Regions from separate parts of the Mus musculus genome. Here region 1 is linked to region 2. The links are chromatin loops, found by intact Hi-C in ENCODE. Cell type or tissue: heart. All regions are shown on one strand. Each heading gives the region's core, and the rest is flanking DNA. Links, peaks and the distances in the headings are about the cores only. Region 1 has its middle 6.8 kb from the start of Gstp3. Region 2 overlaps Gm45928 (predicted gene, 45928).

Evidence for each region. Peaks named below come from ENCODE experiments on the same cell type or tissue, not always from the same donor. Only the 100,000 strongest peaks of a DNase experiment are listed, where the experiment ranks them.
Region 1: a loop joins it to region 2, with 8 times the contacts of the local background. A loop is called at or near these places in 5 of 42 quality-filtered maps.

What each region holds. Positions count from the first base shown.
Region 1 is chr19:4,049,179-4,056,152 of GRCm38, reverse strand. No RefSeq gene overlaps it. Among named protein-coding and RNA genes, the nearest start is that of Gstp3, 6.8 kb to the left of the region's middle. In heart, for the core only: CTCF peaks have their summits at 3,950 (motif pointing left) and 4,950 (motif pointing left); a DNase peak (open chromatin) is centred at 3,982.
Region 2 is chr19:4,224,913-4,231,886 of GRCm38, reverse strand. All of the region lies in intron 1 of Gm45928 (predicted gene, 45928), which reads right to left. The region is part of intron 2 of LOC102631992 (a long non-coding RNA gene); the gene reads left to right. Among named protein-coding and RNA genes, the nearest start is that of Pold4, 3.5 kb to the left of the region's middle. In heart, for the core only: no CTCF peak of the experiment used is centred there; DNase peaks (open chromatin) are centred at 3,366 and 3,646; H3K27ac peaks cover 1,024 bases; H3K27me3 peaks cover 2,349 bases.

The sequences.
Region 1 (6,974 bases), core at 2,780-5,279, 180 kb after region 2:
CCAGCAGCTACTTCTGCATGTTCTGTGGACAAGTGCAGTGACTACTAAACACATGCGTGGTACTTGCATATTAAATACTCAGGCCGAAGTCCAATGGTGGAAATCTGGGGCCACATCCAGACTCGTCTGGGTGTTTGTGTCTGATCTAGGAAGGCCATGCGTCGGTTTTGTACACCTGGGTGGGTAAAGCTGGGGTGAACTCCTGCCTGGGGCCTCTCCTCATTCTACCAATGGATGTTCCAGTCCCCCAAACTGCTCAGTGCGTCTCTGTTTGGCAACACCCCTCACCCCAACTCCTGAGCTCTGAACATTCCTCTGCCAACTTTAGACAGAGGCTGGAGGGAGGAGCCTTGTTTGGCCCGCCTGCTTGCCTGCATGGCTGTTTTCTGCCGCCCTGGGTCCATGGCACAAGCTTGCTGTTTCCTCTCAGCTTAACTTCTGTCATGATCCTAGTTTTTGTCAGAGAAAATGACTGGAAGACTTGTGCCCCCAGGACTGCTTTCATCTTAAAAGTATGGCCACCAGGCCATGAGAGGCAGCAGCCTCTGCTACAGACTGCAGGTGCAGGAGGCTTGAGGCCTCCCTGCTCACCTGCCTGGGCTGTCTCTGTGGAAAGTTACCATTTTGCAAGTCTGAAGCAGATGCTTTTTCCTGCTGTTCTAAAAACAGGGCAATTGCGACCTTTGGCTCCTAAATTCAGCCGAGGCAACGGTCACACACACGTTGGGATGGCTGCCCAGTTCCAACCTGACAACCATCTGGGCATCTCTTCCTCCCATTCCGTGTTAGTCCCCAGCATCTTCCTCCTGTGCCAGGTCTTGTCCTGTAAATGCAGGACTAACATGTGAGCTAAGGCTAGCCCATCCCAGAGCCTCAGCTCTGGCTTTAGTTATGGATGCAGAAGTGAGCTCTCAATGAACAAAGAACTGGAACAATGTGAGTCCATCTCTGACAGACCCCACCTCACTGGCACAGTTCGTCATGCCCCTTTCTTCACCCTCATCTGAGGTGGAGCCTCTCTCCTCTTTCTCTCTGTGTCTCTGTCTGTCTCTTTCCATCTCTCTCTGTGTCTCTGTCTATGTGGCTCTATCTCCCTCTGTCTCTCTGTCTTTCTCCCTCCATCTTTCTCTGTCTCCATCTATCCCTTTCTTTCTCTTTTCACCTCTCCCTCTCTGTCTCTTTCTCCTCAATTCTCCACCAGAGTAGGATGGGGGAGGCTTCAGTTCTTGGTACCAGGTTTGAGAAGCTGACTTCACTCCATCCATCCATTTATCCATCTTTTGGCTTAGTCATGCGAACCACAATCACTTCCCTCTGAAAATACATCTTGTGCCAAGCAAATGGTGCACACCTTTAACCTCAGCACTCAGGAGGCAGAGGCAGGCAGGCAGGCGGGTCTCTGGAGTTCAAGGCCAACCTGGTCAATGGAGTGAGTTCCAGGATAATCAGGGCTACACAGAGAAATTCTGTCTCAAAAAACAAAACAAAAACAAAAAACACAAGAAGCCGGGCGTGGTGGCGCACACCTTTACTGCCAGCACTTGGGAGGCAGAGGCAGTCAGATTTGTTAGTTTGAGGCCAGCTTGGTCTACAAAGTGAGTTCTAGGACAGCCAGGGCTATACAGAGAAACCCTGTCTGGAAAAACCAGAAAAAACAAAAGCAACAACAACAACAACACAAAAACAAAAACAAACAAACAAAAACCTCAAGAAGAGGAAGAGGAGGAAGAAAAGAGAGAGGAGAGAAAGAACAACTGGTTTGCCTTTGGCTGAGAGAGATTGATAGGTTAAAAATATGTCCACACTCCTTGACAAGCTCCTCCTCAGAACACAGAGCCCTGGCTGGCTGGTAAAGTACTTGTTTTGTACGAATGAGGACCTTGGGGCTGGAGAGATGGCTCGGTTAAGAGCACTGACTGCTCTTCTAGAGGTCCTGAGTTCAATTCCCAGCAACCACATGGTGGCTCACAACCATCTGTAATAAGATCTGATGCCGTCTTCATAGAAGTAGAATGCTGTATATAGAATAAAATCTTAAAAACAACAACGATGAGGACCTGCGGCAAGCACGGTGATGCACACCTTTAATCCCAGTACTCAGGGGCAGTGCTGATGAATCACTGTGAGTTTGAGGCTAGCCTGGTCTGCGTAGACTTCCAGGCCAGCCAGGGCTACATGATGAGATTCTGGATCAAAACATAAAAGGCTGAAGAGAACCTGGGTTCCATTCCCAGAACCCATGTAAAAGCTAAATGTAGCAGCCATGAGCCTGTGACCCCAGCACGTGAGATAGACACTCCAGAAGAGGGCATCGGATCTCATTATGGTTGTGAGCCACCATGTGGTCGCTGGGATTTGAACTCAGGACCTTTGCAAGAGCAGTCAGTGCTCTTAACCGCTGAGCCATCTCTCCAGCCCGGCCTTTTGTTTTGTTTTGTTTTGTTTTGTTTTGGCTCATCATAGCTGAAGGAATTTGTGTGTGTGTGTCTATGTGTTTATCTGTGTGTGTGTTTGTGGTGCTGGGGACAGAGCCCAAGGTTTTACAATGCTGTGGACATGCTGGGCTACTGAATGAAGACGTTGGATCTTGTATTATGACCTCACAGAGTCAGAGACCATCAGAAGCAGACAGATAAAACATCTCTGGAAGAACCTGCCTCTGGTGTGGTTATATCCCCCCCTCCTTTCTATCACTTAAATGAGTGGGAGAGGAAGGGTTTTGCCAGCAGAGCAGTGGGGAAAGGGATGCTGAGCCTCTAAGCAGTCTTTGTCATTTGTCATGCTAACATGGTACCTTTGGTCAGCATCTCCCACATTCCTTCAATCTCAGCACTTGGAAGGCATACTCAAGTGGATCTCTAAATTCAAGGCTAGCCTGGTCTACAGAGCGAGTTCCAGGTCAGCCACAGATACACAGGGAAACCCTTTCTAGAAAAGCAAAAACAAAAAAATTCCTAAGAGGAGCCTGAATACAGGCAGGTAGGAGCTTTGATCAGAGAGGACCATGTCTATGTCCTATGTATATGTCTATGTCTGGATGTCATAGACAGCACTTCCTGAGCCCAAGCAGGCAGGAATAGATGGTACTAGTGGGAGGAGAGGGAGCCTGGGCTGTGCCCCAGGCAGCTCCATTTTAGCCTACCTAGATCTTCAGTAACAGGCTGGTGCAGCAGTGCCTAGGACAGAGAGTGGGCTGTCTATGTACTAGGGGTTCAAAGAGGCAGAGACAGATGTCTGAGGCCAGACCTGAGGGAGCTCACTTATTATCATGTTTTCCATTCCACTACCAGATGGCCAACACTAGCTCTACGCGCACAGTTCGACTCCATTCTCACACTAAGCTGCCCCAAGCCAGCATAGATCCCCAAGGGAAAGACTTAGTCAGATCTGTCTCAGTCACAAGCTTCCTGTCTTTTTTTTTCCTTGACAGAGTCTCACTCTGTGGCCCTAGCTAGCCTGGAAATCACTATGTAGATCAGGCTGGCCTCAATTCAACAGAGACCCACCTGTCTCCACCTCCCCAGTGGTGGGATTAAAGCATGCTTAAACCTCGTGTACCCTGACAAATTTGCTACCAAACTGGGGGTTCCAGTGGTTCATCGATTTACTGAAATGACTCACAGAAGTTTAGCAAAATTTCAATCGCATTGATGTACTTGCCAAAAAAGGCACGACTCTGAAAAAGTTGGTTGACTCTGTAGTAGCTGCAAGGGGCATGGTGTAGATGGGGCAGAGTAACACACGGAATGAATGCTCATGCCCCGTTCTGGGGCAAACACATTAAAGCACTTTAGGGACCTAAGCTTTGCTTGTCAGCGGCAACTGTGGCCATAAGAGCCTGCAAGATGCAAAACTCAAACAACAGAATTCTATTGGCAGAGTATTAGCATTCTTCAAAAACATTAAAATACTCAGGGGGCCTGGTGAATAGGAACGACCCTTGGCCTCAGCCTCTGCACTCCAGCGCCCCCTGGTGGTCAACACTTTAACTCTTAAGCTGGTTTTCAGTGGTTTACTCTGGCTGGCTGGCTGGCTAGTTGGTTGGATGGTTGGTTGGTTGGTTGGTTGGTTGGTTGGTTGGGTTTTGAAGCACTGGTTTACTCTTTATTACTGTTTTGTAACCTGCCTGCTTGGAGCAGTCTGTGTTGATTTGCTTCCTGAGCAGCGTCTCTGTCTGCCAACCTCCCCCAGGGAATACTGCACTATTTTCGGTTTCTCTATTTTGGAAATGAGATTATAGTAACCACATTGCCCTCTTTATAGAGTCTTGTTTTCTCAACTTAAAAAAAAAATCCTGCAGGACAGCCAGGGCTACAAAAAGAAACCCTGTTTTGAAAAACAACAACTACTACACAAAATTGGACTGGGTAGGGAACCGTGCCTGCAGTCCTAGGACATGGGAGGCTGAGAGAGAAGGGTCATTAGTTCAAGGCCAGCCCAGGGTAAATAGACTCTGTCTCAAAAAAAAAAAAACAACAACAATGAAAACAAACAAGCCAATGCATCCAAAACTAGCAATCATATCATTGGTTATAGTTCAGAAGTAGGGTAATAACTTAGCGTGTCCAAGGCCCTGAGACTGATCTCAGGCACACATCCGAAACACAAGCAGGTTTGGCAAGGTGGTTTTGTTGGTAAGGGGGATTGTGGAGCAAGCCTGGCAACCCAAGTTCAATCCCAAGAGCCCACAAGAAGGTAGAGGAGAAAACTGACTCTACAAAGTTGTCTTCTGATCCTCACAAGTGCGCCACCCACAGACACACACCGTGCAAATACACACACACAAGCAGGATAAAAAAGATTAAATCTAACAAACAGAACTAAAACTACGAGGCAAGAGAGACAGTGTAGCAGTTAGGACCACATAATGCAGTAACAGAAGACTGGCGTTCAGTACTCAGCACTCACATGGAGCAGCTCACAACCACTCATAACCAGCTTTAAGGGATCTGATGCCCTCTTCTGGCCTCTGTGGGCACTGCACTCACATGCGCATACCTATACATAGATGTGGACACACACTTACATACACATACACAATTAAAAGATAAATTTTTTATTTATATATTTTTATATTTTTATAGACATGCTTTAATCTCAGCTGTCAGGAAGCAGAGATCTCTGTGAGTCTGGTTTGGGGCCCTATCTTAAAAGCAAGCGAGATCTTCATTTCTGATGTTATAAACTACAGACATTAATTTATAATTTCTTACTTTGTGAAGGCCTCGGTGATGGCACTTCCCTTTTCAGCCCTTCCATAACCTTTGCCGTTGATGTCTTTACAAAGTCAAGGTGATCACTTCCGTCAGGATTCTATGCTATGGTGAACTTCACAGAATGCCAGTCACTGCAGACACCATGGCAATGTTTGCTGCCTTCATTGCTCAGCCTTGCACCTCCCCTCCCTTTCTCCTCACCTCTAAAACATGTCCTTGGAGGTGATGAGTGAGAGAAGCTAGAAGAACAGGGTAGAATGCTTCCCTGGCTAGACTTCTACACCAAAGCCTCATTTGTACAGAGTAAGACTGGAGAACCCTGGGCTAGCGAGGTGGCTAGAGAGTAAAGGGACCTGCTACCAAGCTTAATGGCGTGAATTCTATCTCTGGATCTTACGAGATAGAGTGAGAAAGCCAACTCCAGCAGACTATCCTTTTGCCTCCACAGGTACTGTGGTATGAGCATGAGTGCACACATAAACACACACATGCATGCACGCATGCACGCACACATTCATACCAAATGTAACAGAAAAGTATATAGGGGGCTGGAGAGATGGCTCAGAGGTTAAGAGCACTGACTGAGGTGCTGAGGTCCTGAGTTCAAATCCCAGCAGCCATATGGTGGCTCACAACCATCTGTAATGGGATCTGATGCCCTCTTCTGGTGTGTCTGAGGACAATGACATAAAATAAATAAATTTAAAAAGAAATAGAAAAGTATATAAAAAGCGATGATTTCCCCTAGTGGCCTCTGCTGCCTGGGAGGCCTTCATGACTTTGGCACATTGCCTGTCATCCTACAGAGAGAAGTGCTTACTCTGAGGGACCATGGTCTGTGGAAAGGCATTGAGCCAGCTTGGTGGCATTTTCTCTGTGGTCCCGAGCAATGAGGTAGTATCTGAAGCTGTTGAGACCCTCTGAGTCTACTGCAGGAGTGTCTGGAACTCCCACCCGCTGGACCCTGATGTCAGTGCAGGGATGTTGGCAAGTGCTGGACATTGCTCTGGGACACTCCACAGCGACCACCCTGGAGAAGCAAATGACACTGAGAGGTGCTCATGACTCAGTGTCTTGAGGACACTGTATAAGGGGTCAGCAGAGTTTCGGCACAGGATGGACAGCACACTGCACACGTTTAATTTCTGGCTCATCATCCCCACCGCTGCTGTTGCCCAAAAGCTGTTGGACCTTTAGTCCCAGTACTCAAGAGGCAGACACAGGAAGATCTCTGTGAGTTGGAGGCCAGCCTGGTATACAGAGACAGCCAGAGCTACATAGAGAAACCCTGTCTCAAAACAAACAAGGATCCAATAAAACTTTATCTACAGAGGCAGGTGATGGCCAAGGTCCTCCATGTGGAAGCTCTTTCTCTCTCTCTAAAAATTTATTTATTTAACATATGTAAGTGCATTGACACTCTTTTCAGACACACCAGAAGAGGGCATCAGATCCCAATACGGATGGTTGTGAGCCACCATGTGGTTGCTAGGATTTGAACTCAGGACCTCTGGAAGAGCAGCCAGTGCTCTTAACTGCCGAGCCATCTCTCCAGCCCCCAAACTTTTTTTTTTTAATTTGGTTTTTGGGTTTTGGATTTGGGGTTTGGTTTGGTTATTATTTTATGTGAAAGTACTCTGCTGCATGTACACCTGCATGCCAGAAGAGGGCATCGGATCCCTTTATAGATGGGCCTGAACCACCATGTAGGTGCTCAGAATTGAACTCAGGACCTCTGGAAGAGCAGTCAGTACTCTT
Region 2 (6,974 bases), core at 2,378-4,877:
CAGAGACCTAAGCAAATGGCAAACGGCCTTTGCGGGGCGGGACCTTAATTCTAGCCAATGGCAATCGGCAGAAGACGGGGGGCGGGGTAGCTGCTGCTGCGTTTCGAGTGAGGAGGGGTTAGGCGGAACCAAGAACCTGTCAAGATGCCCCAGACTTCACCACCTCCTCGGGTTTCTCATTGGTCCACTTGGGTCCCTTGGGACATATAGAGAGTTATCCTCGGCCTCTCACTTCCCGTTTTTCCTTCCTAGGCAAATGTTCTTTTCAGCCTCACTAATCCCCATGGCCAGTTTTTAAGTCCCCTGAGAACCTTTTTCTCCTGCCGGTTGGCCCTAGAGCGCTGTGGGATCAGATCTGTAGGTCCAAAGAGAGTTTGGACTAGTCCAGGTCCTTCCCTGCTGCTCTTACTGGCCCCAGGAGACCTTGCTGGAGAAACTCATGAGCTCAGAAGGCTCCTTTCTCACAGTCTGCTGGCAGAGCCACTGTCCACCCAGCCCAGGCATGCGGTTGCTGTGGCCGCTGTCAAGTCCCACAGCCTGCCTCTGTCCACTTTGCTAGTCAGGAAGATTCCATTCCAAGCAGGACGCCAGAAGTATAGTCTCCATTCTCCATGGGTTCATATCCCCAGTTCTTAACTGACAGATCTGCTCTGTTTTTTTGTTTTTGTTTTTTTCTGAATGTGTATCATGAGCAGAAAATAATTTCAATAAACCCAACCCTCATATTGGACTTTCCATGTGCCGAGTTCTAAGCATCTCCCACATGCTAACTCAAAATAGATATCAAAAGAGTTTTTTTGCAAGTGGGAAGTGTAGGCAAATTGTGATCAGTGCTCTTAGTAACAGCTACTGTGTAACTAACTAGCTTCCCGTGTGCTGCAGAAGTGCTCTTAGTAACAGCTACTGTGTAACTAACTAGCTTCCCGTGTGCTGCAGAAGTGCTCTTAGTAACAGCTACTGTGTAACTAACTAGCTTCCCGTGTGCTGCAGAAGTGCTCTTAGTAACAGCTACTGTGTAACTAACTAGCTTCCCGTGTGCGGCAGAAGCTCCCAGGCTTGCGCGGTAGAGAGAGGGACATACACAGTCGTTAGTCCTGGACAGGAGAGCAGGAGCACGAATGCCTTAGAGCTGGAGGAGAATGGTAGGCATTGGGAGAAGACCTCAGGAGGTAATTGCTGTAAACAGCGTCTCTCAATTCTCTACCCATGACCTTTGTTTTGGGGCTCCTGTCATCACTGACTCACCCCTACTACCACCTCCCCCTCACCAACTTCCTGGCAGCGGGTGAAAATGCTGGCCCGTGGGAGTCTGGGAACCAGCACTTGGACTGACCCAGCACTAATCACCCTCTGGAGAGCCCATCCGGTTCTTCCTTCCAGGGGTGCAAGGATGGCTGGTTGGAGGCCTTTGCCCTCCTTTTTGGAAGCTCTGTGATCTGGCTTAGGAAGCACTCGGCTGGCCTCCCGTGTGTGTGGAGGCAGAGAAGAGGACCCCTCCAAAGAGAAACCCACCAGTGGTGGGCAGAAGGTTGTGTCTCCAGGGACCTCCTCTTGCTAGCCTTCCCCCATTAGCTTCTTGAAGAAGAAGGAGCTGCAGGCACACTGCAAAGACCTGGAAGGCCTTTCTGGGACCCATTGTTTGGGGTGGCTCAGGTCTGATCCCTCCATCTGTCTCCTGGACATCTGGGAGAAGAGACCCTACAGAGTTGGGAAGGGGGACAGGGAGAATTCTCTACTAGGCAGGGAAAGGCACAGGCATTAGGTCTAGTGAGGCTCTATAGTGGGTAGCTCCTAGGCTCCGTGGGACTGACCACCACTCCTCCCTAAGAAGGCCTCAGATATTCTGGGGCTGTTCCCAAAGGTATGTGGCACCCACTTCCTGAGTCCACAAAGCCCTGAGGGAGCAGGGAAGCCTGGGTGGGGCAGACCCCTCCTCATTCCTGGTCCCTCCCACCCCTGAAAGCTGATAGCCGTGGGGCCTGCCACCGCCCAGGGAGCGTGAAATGGGGTGTGCCGCTGGGCGGCCACAGCAGCTCCCTCCACTGCCTGCGCCTAGTCGCTTGTCTCCTTTGGCAGCTCCTGACACCCTGACCTGCTCTGTGGATCTTGGCTGAGCCATCCCTACCTGCCCTCCCTTCAGCCCCCACCCCAGATCTGCCTGGCTCAGGTCCAGGTAGCTTCTCCAACACTGACTGGAAAGATACCTCCCAGGGGCTTTAGGTTCCCTCAGCCCCTAAGGGATCTGGAGTGCTCTGCTTCAGTGCAGGGACCCTAGCACTAGCCTTCTGGTGGGGGAGGTGTGTGGGGGTGGAGCTCTCCCTAGGAAGCATGCTGTCCTCTCCAGGTGAGCAATAAGATGGATCATCCTGGCTGCTCAGTATCCGACGTGTCTCTAAGGTGGTTAGGGCACTGACTTGGTCTCCTATCTTTGGGTGTTTTCCTACTTTCTTCTCTAACCTCATCATTTTCCTTCCTGCCTAGAACACTTTGCTTGATGCAGAGTTCTCAGAGTGGAGACCAAACTGGTGGTCTAAGTTAGTGGCTCAATTCTGTCTTGTATACGAAGTGTCTTTGGTCAGCACTGATTCCAGAAGCTGGTGATAGAAGTGGATGGAGTTAACTTATACTTTGCAAATACCCTAAGCCTTATTAGGTTCAAGGTCAAAGTCCTGTGAAGACCAGGAGAACAAACAACCTGAACAGAAACCTAGACCTGGGACTCCCTGGGGCTGAGACTCACTGCGCGCGGCTCCTGTGGGAGCAGGTTCATCTTAGCTTTACTCAGTGTGACAGTTCTGGGTGGGGTCAGCACTCTTCACAAATATACATCCTGAAAGTCCCTCGCCTTCAGTTTGAGATGGGTCATATGGACAGAGCCAGTTAGAGCTGAAAAGATGGGGCAGGTAAAAGTGAGGGAGGGCAGCAGCTGCATGAGTTCAATGGGATGTGAGGTCTCTCCCATTTCTTTCTCTCTCCTTAGCAACTCCCCCACTCAGGCCCTGCTACTCATTCTGAGCTGAAATTCAGTCCAGTTTAGGGGATTTTGTGCACCCAGGTGGACACCCCAAAACATCTTGCCCATCCAGCCTTCATCTTTTCCCCAGCCTTCATTTTTGCCATATTCCTTCAGGGTCTCCTCCTAGCCCCTCTCTTCCCTCTCAGACCCAGCACCTTAGCCTAGTAGGTTCTGAGTTTCCTGGATTTAAAGGGTGAAAAAATAGGAAGGTTTCTCTGGGTCCCTAGTGTCTATTCTGCCTTGCCTAGGAACTTTCCCCACCAGCTCCGCTAGTCAGCTCCCCTTTCACTGGGACCAACAGTTCAGAAGTTCTGGAGATTTGCAAAGTGCCCTGCTGGTCATTCCTCACTCTGGCCACCAGGTGTCAGACTTTATCCAGCAGGAAAGAGGTCCTAGTTAGTCCATAGAGCCATATCCTGGAGGCAAGTTGGGGAGGTACCTCCAAGTTCTCTCTGAACTGGCCAGGCTAGGGACCCTGAAGGGTCAGATCCACAGCTCTGTCACAGTCACCTCCTCTGTGTCATTGGTACTAGTCTGCTGGCAAGTGTTTTTCCCTCTAGGAAATTTGGGTACCAGCCTGAGTCAGGGAGCTCAGGAATGGAGAGGACAAAGGCAGGGACAATTAAGGCTCCCTAGAAGGGAGGACTCAGAGGGACTGCCATCAGACTGTGCCGTCTCCCCTGAATCGCTAGCCTGTGTGCTCTAGGCTAAGGGAAGCAAAGACCCGCCCTGTGCCTCCCCATTTTGCCGGCTGTGGCCGTGGTGACTGGTGAATGTGCTTGTGTAAGATGAGTGTTTGAGTGAGTTCCCTTGCTGCTGAGAGGGTCCCTGAGTCCCCGCTGCTTCCTCATTCTCTGGTGAGGTATGGTGATTTGCCTCGATTTAGAGCCTCCTCAGAACTGGATCTCACCTCCAGGGAGCTGCCTTCTCTCCTAGGTGCAGGTTTCTAATACACTGAGCTCTCTGGGGAGGACAAGGGGGAAGTCAGCCCCTCTCATCTCTATTCTCTCTCCTTTCTCCCTAAGGACACAGGACTTCTGGAGACCTAGGCAAGTGGCTGAGGCTGAGTGACGAGAGGGCATTCTCCAATACTGAGGATCAGCAAGACAAGCAAAGTCAAGAGGTGGGGGACCCTAGGTCATAGAAAGCGATTGTTGAGCAGTTGGGAGCCATTGTGCCACACACTACAAGCAGAGTAGACACTAGGAGGAACAATGGCAGGAAATGGATTGAAGAGCTGCTTCATGTGTGGAGCACCGAATTCACAGAAAGTGAGGGCGGGGCCTTACAGGGCAGCCACAGGTGAGAACGGGCTCAGAGAGCACTTCAGGGCTCTAGCCTTTTTCTTTTTCATTTCTGATTTGTGTTTTTGAGACAGTCTCTTGACTATCTCAAGACTTAGAACTTACTATGTAAACCAAGGCTGGCCTTGAACTCCTGATCTTCTTGCCTTCATCTCCCAAGTATTGGGCTTACAGAAGTGCAGCACCGCTTGGGTTTTTGACATACCCACTAGTTATTCCCCACCACGGTGACTGGAGTGTCAGCACTTTGTCCTACAGCGCATCTGGTGGGAATGTCTGTGTGTCCTACAGAGCATCTGGTGGGAATGTCTGTCCTGGGTTGCTAAGAAATGCCACCAATGGGATCCATACGGAAGATGTGTCAGCAACCACCTGGCCTTCCCTGTGTCTGCCCAGCCAGCTTTTGGATTCTCTCTTTATCTCTTCAGTACCCCAAACCCTCCACTCTTCGGCTTCCACCTCCACACTTGGCAATAACACGCTTAGATCCCTTCTGTTTAAAACAGACAAATGCTAAGCCTCCCTTGACCCCGCCTTTGCCACAGCACACAGGACACATCTTCACTTCTCGCCTCACACCGTGTCTTTCTTGGACTCACCATGTGGTGTCTGCCTCTCACCTGCTATGTCACAGGCTCCTGTGGGGTGTGCATGGTGACGTACACATAATACCGGCACATAGGACACTGAAGCAGGAGGATCACTGTGGGTTTTAAGTGAGCCTGGTCTACATAGCTCCCTATACCCAAACACAAAGCAGTTGCCTGTGGTTCCTAACTGCCCAAGCTTGTGTGTTTCCTGTTTTCTCCTCTCAGTTCTCCAGAGCTTGAGATTCCGGGTCAGCTGCTCTCAGCTTCTAAACCTCTCAAAACTCTCCTTTTGGACAGTCTTTTTTTTTAATATTTATTTCTTTATTATATGTAAGTACACTGTAGCTGTCTTCAGACACTCCAGAAGACGGCATCAGATTTCGTTACGGATGGTTGTGAGCCACCATGTGGTTGCTGGGATTTGAACTCAGAACCTTTGGAAGAGCAGTTGACGCTCTTAACCGCTGAGTCATCTCACCAGCCCCCTTGGACAGTCTTTGCATCACTTTAAATCAAACTACCAAGGATTTCACTGTGTCAGGCATTATGCTAAAACATTATCTGGATGTGTGGCTGAGCAATCCTGGAGCCTGCCCCCCAAATACCGTCTGACTGAAAAGGAGATTCACCTGTGCCCTGACCCATCTCTGCCTATCTAAAACCTTCCTGTCCTCTGAGAACAGTACTGAATCTCACCCTGTGCCTTTATGCAAAAGATGTGCTGAGCACTTGCCATGAGCAGATACTCACACACATCAATAGGGAGACACACTGCTTCCTCCCTACTGCCTTCTGTCTTACACTTTCATTTGATGGGTCTGCCTGCTTGACTCCCTACCTTTCCTAATATTTATTGGTTCTCTCCTCCTACCATGTAAGTAACTCATATTTGGTTTGGCAGCAACCACCTGTACCCACTGAGCCATCTCACTGGCCCATTGCCTAGGTCTTTGTACATTTAAGTAAGTCTGCCGCATCATATCCTAACGTTCATGAGTGGTCATCCTTCTCCCTTTCCTAGATTGTTTTGTCCCACACTTACAGAATACATCAGTGAAACACCTTCAGGTTGGACCCTGGGCTGGTGCCACACAGAGCAAAAAGAAAAGCAGAGCATGGGCATGGTGGTGCCTTTTTTTTTTTTTTTTTTTTTTTTGGCTTTAGAGCTTTATTGTAGAAAGGCAGAGGGAAAGTTGAAAGAAGGAGAGAAAAGGGAAAAGGATAGAGAGAGAAGGAGGCCTAAAGAGGAGAGTAAAAAAGTGAGAACTTCGGGGTGTGATGGCGCAACGCCTTTAATCCCAGCACTCGGGAGGCAGAGGCAGGCAGATCTCTGAGTTCGAGGCCAGCCTGGTCTACAGAGTGAGTTCCAGGACAGCCAGGGCTACACAGAGAAACCCTGTCTCGAAAAACCAAAAAAGAAAAAGAAAAAAGAAAGAAAGAAGAAAGACAGAAAGGTGAGAACTTAAAGAGGTGAGTGCTTTTAACCAGCGCTGCAGAGGTGGGGGCAGGAGAACTGCAAGTTCAAAAACAACCTAGGGTACAAAGTGAGAGGAAAAAAGCTGGGGGTGGAGGGGAGAGGAGAGGGGAAAAAAGAGGAGGGAGAAAGGGAAAAGGGAGGGAGAGAAGGAAGAAAGGGAGAGATGGGGGAAAACACTACAGAGGAAGGCTGGGGTTGGCCTCTGAGAAACTCACCAGCTGGGCTGGAGAGACAGCTCAGCAGTTAAGAGCACCAACTGCTCAATTCCCAGCACCCGCATGGTGGCTCCCAACCATCTGTAATGGGATCTGACGCCCTCTTCTGGTGTGTCTGAAGACAGCAATGATGTACTCATATACATAAAATAAATATTAAAAAAAGAAAAGGAAAGAAGCTCACTGGCTGATACTGCGAGATCACCATGAAGACAGGAAGGGCCCTTGCTCCCCTGCCCTCTCATATATCCTTGCTTAATGTTTGCATATCACAAGCCAAGACATATTTTGCCTGTGTGTAGACAAAGCATGATCGCCTTTTGAGTGTCTCATTAGGCAAAAGGGCAGAGTTTTGTTGGGTGTCTGCCACAG